Linked DNA regions of Mus musculus: regions 2, 3 and 4 are each linked to region 1. A link is a loop called in an ENCODE intact Hi-C map of the cell type or tissue named here. Cell type or tissue: heart. All regions are shown on one strand. Region 1 overlaps Ern1 (endoplasmic reticulum (ER) to nucleus signalling 1). Region 2 overlaps Milr1 (mast cell immunoglobulin like receptor 1). Region 3 has its middle 3.9 kb from the start of Ern1. Region 4 has its middle 8.3 kb from the start of Milr1.

Evidence for each region. Hi-C counts contacts between places; a loop is a spot of excess contacts. Peaks named below come from ENCODE experiments on the same cell type or tissue, not always from the same donor. Only the 100,000 strongest peaks of a DNase experiment are listed, where the experiment ranks them.
Region 2: a loop joins it to region 1, with 3 times the contacts of the local background. A loop is called at or near these places in 16 of 42 quality-filtered maps.
Region 3: a loop joins it to region 1, with 7 times the contacts of the local background. A loop is called at or near these places in 35 of 42 quality-filtered maps.
Region 4: it touches region 1 in a loop (6-fold over the local background); 16 of 42 quality-filtered maps call a loop at or near these places.

What each region holds. Positions count from the first base shown.
Region 1 is chr11:106,417,472-106,419,971 of GRCm38, reverse strand. It overlaps Ern1 (endoplasmic reticulum (ER) to nucleus signalling 1), which reads left to right. Exons shown (of 22, transcript NM_023913.2): 10 at 983-1,148. Among named protein-coding and RNA genes, the nearest start is that of Icam2, 36 kb to the right of the region's middle. In heart, no CTCF peak of the experiment used is centred here; DNase peaks (open chromatin) are centred at 331 and 1,091; H3K27ac peaks cover 356 bases.
Region 2 is chr11:106,751,297-106,753,796 of GRCm38, reverse strand. Milr1 (mast cell immunoglobulin like receptor 1) reads right to left here. Exons shown (of 7, transcript NM_001033435.3): 1 at 2,408-2,500; 2 at 2,122-2,163. Among named protein-coding and RNA genes, the nearest start is that of Milr1, 1.3 kb to the right of the region's middle. In heart, no CTCF peak of the experiment used is centred here; a DNase peak (open chromatin) is centred at 1,486.
Region 3 is chr11:106,490,420-106,492,919 of GRCm38, reverse strand. No RefSeq gene overlaps it. Among named protein-coding and RNA genes, the nearest start is that of Ern1, 3.9 kb to the right of the region's middle. In heart, a CTCF peak has its summit at 1,293 (motif pointing right); a DNase peak (open chromatin) is centred at 1,339.
Region 4 is chr11:106,741,649-106,744,148 of GRCm38, reverse strand. No RefSeq gene overlaps it. Among named protein-coding and RNA genes, the nearest start is that of Milr1, 8.3 kb to the left of the region's middle. In heart, a CTCF peak has its summit at 1,460 (motif pointing right); no DNase peak of the experiment used is centred here.

The DNA.
Region 1 (2,500 bases):
TTCTAGCAAAAAGTGACATTGAGTTTTGTGTAAACGTCTGGTTAGGAAGGGGAAGTGCAGAGCTGAGTGAATCATGAGCGGCTTCTATAAATCCACATCCTGCTGAAAGCAGATGCTGACAGAAGCAGCTCCCTGAAGCCAGGAAAGACTCACTCCCTATGGCTTTGTGTTCAGATCTAACCGTCAGGCTTTCTTCCAGCCAGTCCCACCCTGCCTACCTACCACTCTGCTAGTTTTCAGGGTTGCATGGTCCAGAGAAGCACATGCTTCCCATGATCACCCAAACTTCCCTATTCTTTCTTCTGAGCTTCAGTTGCTGGTCTCTCACTTCCTTTCCCCTGCTCAATCCTTTTGTGAGTGCTCCATGCCTCCTCAGGCTTCTCCAGCCTGCTTTGAGCACTCTCACCGAGTGACTGGGACATTACACTCCTGATGTGCTTGTGCCTGGACTGGCTGGTTGTATACTGGCTGCCTGGTGAGTTGGTTGGCTGCTGCAGCAGTGAGGCCACTCCTGACTCTATCAACTCATCAGTGTCTAACAACTCAGCAGTTTATTCCACACTGTCAGTTGCGTCATCTGTGACCATATAGATTCTTACATGGTTTCATAGAATTTCTGATAGTAGCTTCTCGGAGTTCTATCATGCATGTTCTTCCTGGTTCTCGGTACCCAAACATGCAAACCTGACATGGCAGGACCAGACATGATAGTTGATGCCTGTAATCCCAGCACTTGCGAGATGCAAACAGGAGAGTCTAGAGTTCAAGAACAGCCTGGGCTGCTTGAGTTCTGTCTTAAGCAAACAATCTGAAAAGATGTCAGTAGAGTGTCCCTTGCCCAGTCCCAGGATCTTTGTGTCATGCTTTGATGGATGATGATTGTTGAGCTGCGTGAGCCACAACTGTCCCTTTAGGGAAACCTTTAGGACCTTGGGAAACCTCTCCTGCCAGCCCTGCAGCTCACCGCATCCCATCTCCACAGCCTCGAGGCAGCACTCTTCCTTTGCTGGAAGGCCCCCAGACAGATGGCGTCACCATTGGAGACAAAGGAGAGTGTGTGATCACTCCCAGCACAGACCTCAAGTTTGACCCTGGACTCAAAGGGAAGAGCAAGCTGAACTACTTGAGGAATTACTGGCTTCTCATAGGTAAGAGCTGCTTCTTGCTAGGTGGTAACATACTGCCCCCTGGTGGGCAAAAGCCAGCCCTGCTGGTTTACTGCTGCTCTTCATTGTGAATGCATTGTGTGCTCTGTCCATGTCAAGATGGTTTAGGCCTGGGAATATTTTTATTTTCAAGGAGTTCCAGGTTGCTTAATCAGGTCTCAAAAAAACCAGTTTCTCTCCAAGATTGAAACATTTGGTGTAAATTTCAGGCAATGTCTGCTCCCTGTTCCTCACAGTGACCATGTGAGGTGGGTACCCTTGTTATTTCCACTCTATAAGAATACTGGGACTTGTCATTTGGAATAGGAATCAGTGTGGATAAGAGGCTGGGCAGGACAAGTTTAAGACCTATGATGAGTGACAGTTGTGGAAATAAAGGCAAAATACTTAGCAATCTGAGGAGAAACCAGAATCAACAACCATGAAGAGTCTGCGCTGTTCCTGGGCCCTCACAGAAAGGCTCTTGGGGAGTTTCTTTTTCTCGGTCTGATTTTTTTGGTTTGTTTCATATTGTTGGAGACAGAATGTCACTATGTTACTCAGGTGACCCCCAATTCATTCAGTCCCTGTTTCCCACATACTTGGCTTCTCTCCTCCCTCCCATTTGCTAAGGCAGAGACCAGGGCCTTAAGCGTGCCAAGCATGCTTTGACTCTGGGATGCACCCTGGCCTTATCTTTTTTTCTTCTTCCCATTGTTGTTGCCCTTACTATCCTTGACCCTGGGAGTGAATTAAAGGCCTGGTTACAAAGATAAGAGGTTGAGATTATACCCCAAGGCAGTGAGTATTGCAAACAAAGGCAGAAGTGAGGGTGATTGGGTCCCTGGCAAATATCCCAAGTAACTAGAGCAGGATGGATTTTCTTAAATCAGATCTTTCCTTCCTGTGCCCTATATATACTAACAATACACACCAATTCTGATGACCTAGCCTAAACGTGAGAGGTGGTCTGAGTCCCAGCAGACTAGGTAGATGTGGGTAGAGAAAAGAGTATGTGTGGGCACAGAAGGCAGCAGGACCTGCCAGGCAATGGGTCTGGACCAGTATATGAATACCTAAGAGAGTGCTGCAGGGGAACTGGGTGTGCTGGAGCTCCGATCAGTCTATTGGCAGGCCATTTGAAAGATCCTGTTCTTTGTGCCTTTTACTTCTTCATAGCTGTGTGTGTGTGTGTGTGTGTGTGTGTGTGTGTGTGTATTAAATCTTTAGAGAACACTGACTAATACATTCACTCTTCACACATTGCTATAGAAGTACAGCAACAGCCATAGTATAGTGTTATCACTAACTAGCAAGGGCTCATTAGAATTATACGGCTACTCGGTTTTATGTAC
Region 2 (2,500 bases), 330 kb before region 1:
GTTGACCAGCCAGCCAGAGTTCAGAAAGAGCTAGAAAGAGTGATCTTATTTAGTCATAAGCCTCAGAGGCTGAAAACATTCCAGACCTAGATAAGATTGTACGGAGGCTAGAAGCTTCCAGGACCAGGCCTGGGTTAGCAGACTGAAGCAGTAAGCTTCAGAGAGGACAATTAGATCAGGCGAATAAAAGAAACTTTAACAATCCAGTTACCTCTGTCTCCTGATTGTGGATGCTCTGTGACCAGCTGCCTCAGGCCCCTCCCATCGTGACTTACCCGTCATCAAGAGCCTTATCTCCCCTTGAGCCCAGGTTATCTCCCCTTGAGCAGTGAGCCCAGGTTGACCCTTCCTTCCTCCAGTTGCTTCCTGTCAGACATTTAGTTGAATCTTTCATTTCTCACAGTAGTGAGAAAAACAATATGCCCCTTCTCCAGGTGGAAGCAAGCACCTTAGGGAAATTGTCCCCCGTCCCCCCCGCCCCTCCAGTCAATCCCAATCTTTCCTTTGTTCTTCAGGTGTGCCAGAGGCCACCGGGTCTACACACTTGTGTTCCATATCGTTTGCTTTTTCCCAGATAAAAATTCCTTTATTGCACATCGGTCTCTATGTTTTTGTTTGACTTTGACACTGGATTTAACTTCCCATTTGCACTGCTTTTCAGGTAAGACCTGCCAACTTTTCTTATCATCGATTTTACTTCCTATAAGCCAGGGGCAGACCTGTAGCTTGGAGTCTTTCATTAAGTAACCAACCTTAATTCAGATCCTGTGACACATCCTTTTCTGCTCTCCTGCTGGGAAGCCCCTGCTTCCCCAGGGTCTTTCTTTCTCCTGTAATTTCAGGACTTGGGGGATGGAGGCAGATGGATGAAGAATTCAAGGTCAGTCTATGCTGACCTAGTGAGTTCTAGGCCAGCCTGGGCTACGTGAGATTGCCTTCAGTAAGGCCTGGTAAAACTCCTTAAATTCTGTCTGCTATGGCTTTGGTATCCAGTCTGTGAGCTGGTATACATACATACTCATGTGTATGTTTACTGTAAGATATGTAATATATGCTCTGAGAGTTAATATTACATTTAAAATTGGAATAAAAGAACTCATGTTTACTGACTGCTGGCTATCAAGAGAAATCAGGACTGCTTGGAAAATCACAGCCAAGAGAAGCAACATAGCTGGTGAATTTATTGCTATTCAATAAACTCTGACACCACAGACCGACGCAAAGATGTCCATCTAGACTGCTCCACTGTGTGCTCTCCCACACTCAGGACTTAACAGGCTGAAGCAGAAGGATTCTCATGAGTTCAGCATCAGCTTCGGCTACATAGTGAGTGCTAGGCTATGTAGCAAGATCTTATCACCAACAGTCCACAGAAAGAAGCTGCCTGCTTCGGGATGGGGAGGGGAGGGGAGGGAAGACAGGCTGGGTTGCACACAACAGCACTTTCAACTTTATGTGGTTAGCTTACACGGAAGGACCGATGTGCCGCAAAGACTGCAGAGGAACCAGGATTGGGGCCACCCCTTCTCACCGATGAAAGAAACCACCCTCAAAAGTCATTAGTTTGTGTGCCCGGCTTGCCAGCTGGGCAGCAGCAAGCCAGGCTCAGCAGCAAAGCACTCTGACTCCACAGTAGAGCTCTACCTAGGCATAGTACTAGTTGCCTGAATTAATTTAAAAGGGGTTTGAGTGGGCATGGTGGGCTGGGTCCCAGCATTTGAGAGTTTAGGAGTTAGTCTAGTTTAGCCTTGGCCACGTAATAGAGTTTGAGGCCAGCCTGACCTACATGAGGCTCAGCCTCAAAAGTAAATAAATTAATAAAAATTTACAAAAATCACGGGAGGGTTTTCTAGCTAAAAGTGATAACAAAGGAAGTTTGGAGGTTTTCATGGTAAAAAACAATCTCAGATTTTGCCCGGCCAAGTTTCAGGTGGAAAAACAAAATTGCTACAATTAATGCCCTCTCTAAACCTCAGCTCATTGGCCTCCTAGCAGATAATAGAAAGGCTTTGCTCTTGGTTGCCGATCTAAAAACACAGAAATCCCAGTAAGTGAACGCTCATGTTCAGAGTCAGCTATCTGACCATTTTGATGCCCATACTTTCAGGAAATGAAACTTACCGTTATTTTCCACCCTCGTACAATCCACTGCAGCATTCTGAACTGAAAGAGAAAATGGAAGATTAGAGAAAAAAAACCTCATTTCCCATGTGATTATTTTGAGAGATGATTCTTGTTTGTTTTTTCGTCTTTGACTTTTCAAGACAGGGTCTCTCTAGGTAGCCCTGGCTGGCCATGAACTCTGTGTAGATCAGGCTGGCTCCACAGAGATCCACCTGCCTTTGCTCCACCAAGTGCTGGCCCCCCCGTCCCAGAGTCAATTCTTAAAATATCGAATCAGGCTTACGTGTGATAGAAATTGTAAGAGCCCAAAGTAACAGTTTGTCCAGCCAGCATCTTATTCCCTTGAATGAAACGGCAGAGAGGCACATTGGCGAGT
Region 3 (2,500 bases), 73 kb before region 1:
GAGAGAGAGAGAGAGAGAAAGAAAGAAAAAGAAAGAAAGAGAGATTTGGTTTACTCTGATGAAAAGATGTGTACTTTCAGAAATTACCTCCCTTCTGCAAACTTTTTTTTTCAAAAATTAGTCTTTTTCGAAAGGGCTGACAAGATGGTTCAGCTCGTGAAGGCAGTTGCAGCATTGCCTCAGGATTTGAGTTGGATCCCTGAAACCCACATAGTAGCTGGACAGAAGCAGCTTCTGAAAGGTGTTCTCTGACCACACACACACACACACACACACACACACTAAAGAAATATGTGTAATAAAAAAACCGTAAGTAGCTGTGCAAGTCAACTTGACAATCACAAATTCAAATTTTTAAGTTGTAAAATGAGATTAAAAACCTCCAAGTCACTGGCTGATGGTGTCTCTAACCTTTGAGTTTGAAGCCAGCCTGGTGTACAGAGCAAGTTCCAGGACAGCCAGGGATACACAGAGAAACCCTGTCTTGAAAAAACAAACAAACAAACAAACAAAACCCCAAAAGGCTGGAGAGATGATTCAGAGGTTAAGAGCACTGACTGCTCTTCCAGAGGTTCTAAGTTCAATTCCCAGCAACCACATGGTGTCTCCCAACCATCTGTAATGGGATCTGATGCCCTCTTCTAGTGTGTCTGAAGACAGCTATAGTGTACTCATATAAGATAAATAAAATTTTTAGGGGGCTGGCAAGATGGCTCAGTGGGTAGGAACACTGACTCCTCTTCTGAAGGTCCTGAGTTCAAATCCCAGCAACCACATGGTGGCTAACAACTACCCGTAATGAGATCTGACACTCTCTTCTGGTGTGTCTGAAGTAGCTGTCTACAGTGTACTTATATATAATAATAAATAAATCTTTGAGCTGGAGCAAGCAGAGTTGACTGAAGCGAGCAAAGGTCCTAAAAATTCAATTCCTAACAACCACATGAAATCTCACAACCATCTGCACAGCTACAGTGTACTCACATACATAAAATAAATACATCTTTAAAAAAAAAAAAAAACCCAAAACCAAAAAAAAAAAATGGGGCTGGAGAGATGGCTCAGAGTTTAAGAGCACTGGCTGCTCTTTCAGAGTACCCAAGTTCAACTTCCAGCACCCAGATGGCAGCTCACAACTATCTAACACCCTCACACAGACATACATTCACAAAAAAAAAAAAAAAAAAAAAAAAAAAAAAAAAAGCCAATTCAGGCAAAATGCCAATGCACATGAAGTACAAATAAAAAAGAATAACAAAACAAAAAAACCTCCAGGTCTAAGTCCTATCTTCCACTAGATGGCGGCATTTTCTAAGGACTCAATGCCAGGCCGTTTGAACTCTGACTCTCTGCAGCTGGCCTGCTCTCAGCTGCCTTCAGGCACCTGTGGGAAGTGTAAAACACAGATTTCTAGACTCTGCTCGACATAGTCTGAATCAGTAAGGAAGGAAGCTTGAGAGGTATCAGAAATAAGTTTGTTTTTCTTTTTTAGAAGCTCTTTAAGAAAAATAAAAACAAGATTTGGTTAACTTACTTTCATCTCTGCTGACATACCTAGTTCTGTCAGTCTTTACTGAATCTAATGTGTGCATATCTGAGTGTGTGCGTCTGTGTGACTCTCTGCGTTTTTATGTGGCAGCTTACTTTTACACTAACACTAAGACTATAACCTTGATCTTTACTCTTTTTTTGTTGTTATGTTTATTTGTGTGTGTATGTACTTGTGTGGGCATGCATGCCATAGTGTGCATATGGAGCTCAGAGAACGACTTTGGGAGTCAGTTTTTTTCTTCCCACCGTGTGGATCTGGGGATTGAACTCGGGTGGTCAGGTTTGACAACAGGTAGACACCTTTACCTACTGAGTCCTCCCATCTTGACCTTTTATTTTTTTTATTTTTGTGTGGGGTTTTTGTTGTTGTTGTTTTGGTTTTTTGTTTTTTGTTTTTTTCGAGACAGGGTTTCTCTGTGTAGCCCTGGCTGTCCTGGAACTCACTTTGTAGACCAGGCTGGCCTTGAACTCAGAAATCCACCTGCCTCTGCCTCCCAAGTGCTGGGATTAAAGGTGTGCGCCACCACCACCCGGCCATCTTGACCTTTTAAAAGGGAATTATTGGGCTGGTGAAATGGCTCAGTGGTTAAGAGCACCGACTGTTCTTCCAAAGGTCCTGAGTTCAAATCCCAGCGACCACACGGTGGCTCACAACCATCCATTACAAAAATCTGATGCCCTCTTCTGGAGTGTCTGAAGACAATTACAGTGTACACACATATAATAAATAAATAAATACATCTAAAAAGAGAAATTATTTAATGAGACTCCAGGAAGATGAATTACTGTCTACTTCAGAGAAGCCCTAAAATATTAATATTTTGGTTTCTATATTTATCAATGATGCCAGTTTTTGCTTTAACATAAGTAAGAAGTTGTTTCTTTTTCTGCATGTGACCGTGGAGCAAGATTATGGTCACTCAGCCATAAGTAAAACGCCAGCACTCAT
Region 4 (2,500 bases), 320 kb before region 1:
CTAATTAAAGCCACACAATTAACACCACAATCTAATTTTAGAATATTTGCATACTTTTTTTAAAGAAACCCGTGCTCAATGAGATATTTAAAAATCACTTTTTAAAAAGGGGGAGCCAGTTGTGGTATAAACACCTATTATTAACACCTTGACTGTGAATTTGAGGCCAGCCAGGACTACAGAGTGAGTATGAGATATGCCAACGGCACTGGCTGGGTTTGTGTCAAATTGACACAAGCTGGAGTTAGCACAGAGAAAGGAGCCTCCCTCGAGGAAATGCCTCCATGAGATCCAGCTGTAAGGCATTTTCCCAATTAGTGATCAAGGGGAGAGGGTTCATTGTGGGTGGTGCCATCCCTGGGCTGGTAGTCTTGGGTCCTATAAGAAAGCAAGCTGAGCAAGCCAGGGGAAGCAAGCCAGTAAGTAACATCCTTCCATGGCCTCGGCATCAGCTCCTGGTTCTTGACCTGCTTCAGTTCCAATTCTGACTTCCTTTGGTGATGAACAGCAGTGTGGAAGTGTAAGCGGAATAAACCCTTTCCTCCCCAATTTGCTTTTTGGTCATGATGTTTTGTGCAGGAATACAAACCCTGACTGAGACACCTACATTACATAGCAAAACCTCAGGCTCTACGAAGATGAGAGACCTGAGAGCTGCATCTCAGTTGGCAGAGCGCTTGCCTAGTATCTACCACTGTAAAAAGCTATGTGCACCAGTGCATACTAGGGTCGTAGTGTAGAGGCAAGGGGGTCAAGGACATCTTCAGTTACATCAGGAGTTTATGACCAGCCTGGGCTAGGCAAGATCATATCTCAAATAAATAAATAAATAAATAAATAAATAAATAAATAAATAATAGCCAGAGTGGTACCTCCCTGTGTCTTAGCTGTCACGAAATAGAGGCAGAAGGGTCAGGAGTTCAAGATCTGCTTCAGCTGTCTAACAAGTTTTGAGACTACCCTGAGTTTCATGAGACCCTGTCTAAAATAAAGTAAAATAATCACAACAACTTGCCTCACCCCAAGAAAGCCAAAATCCTGAAAAGAGAACTAAATGTGTCAGAGAGAGAGAGAGAGAGAGAGAGAGAGAGAGAGAGAGAGAGAAGTATTTAAGATAAGCTATGGTGTGTGTATATGTACACGGCTCTATGTGTGTGTGTGTGTGTGTGTGTGTGTGTGTGTGTGTGTGTGTGTGTGTGTGTGTGTGTGTGTGTGAGTGAGCCTGGGATTGAACCTAGTGCCTCATAACACACTAGATAAACACCCTAACCTTTAGTATTGCTGAGGCTGGTCTTGAACTCACAATATATCCAAGTCAGGACTTGAATTTTTTTTTTTGTTGTTCTTGTGCCTCAGCCTCCTAAAAAGCTCGAAACCCAGGTTAATGCTGTCACATCCTGCTAAACCACAGATTATAGCTGTAAATTTTTCAGATTTAGGGAGAGCTGTGTGTTCAATTTTTCTAATTTCCATTAGATGGCGCCATTGTCAAGTTTCTGTAATTTTTAAAGTTCTGGGATGGAAGGAACCTTTGCCTTTTATTGTCTTGTTTTGACTCTCTCTCTCTCTCTCTCTCTCTCTCTCTCTCTCTCTCCTTTTTTTTTCTGGAGTCACTTGGAAGGATGGGGGGTGGAAAGGATAAGCTAAAGCCATTTAGTCCTGGACTGAAAAGTACCCGGACTGTACGTGAAGACTGCCACATAGGACAGGTTCCTGATTGTCTCCGGTGGAAACGCTGTCAGCTACTCTTTTTTTTTTTTTTTTTTTTTTTTTGGTTTTCGAGACAGGGTTTCTCTGTGCAGCTCTGGCTGTCCTGGAACTCACTCTGTAGACCAGGCTGGCCTCAAACTCAGAGATCCACCTGCCTCTGCCTCCCCAGTGCTGGGATTAAAGGCGTGTACCACCACGCCCGCCAGGCTCTGTCAGCTACTCTTGAGCCATCTAGAATTTGGAGCAAGCGGAGGTCTTTGCTACCTCTTTGTTGGAGTTCTCTACGATCTTTATTTCATAAACCTCATTATTAGAAGATTTTTATCCAAAATGTCACTGGCATAGTGGTAGATGACTGTGAATCCAGCATTTGGGAACAGATATTGGAGGATCCAGAATACAAGACCAACCTAAGCTACATAGAAAGACTTTGGAGGTCTGGAGGCCTGAAGCTTGCTATGTAAGCCACACTGGCCTTGAACTCACACAGGTCCACTTGCCTCTGCGTACTGAGTGCTAGGATTAGGCCCTGCACCACCATGCCCAGCTATATCTCCTTCCTCCCTTCCTCCCTTTTTCCCTCTTTCTTTTCCTTCCTTCCTTCCTTCCTTCCTTCCCTCCCTTCTCTCTCTCTCTCTCTCTCTCTCTCTCTCCCTCTCCCTCTCCCTCTCCCTCTCCCTCTCCCTCTCCCTCTCTCTCTCTCTCTCTCTCTCTTTCTCTTTCTTTCTCTTCAAGATAGGGTTTCTCTGTGTAGCTTGGCTGTTTTGGAACTCTCTCTATAGACCAAACT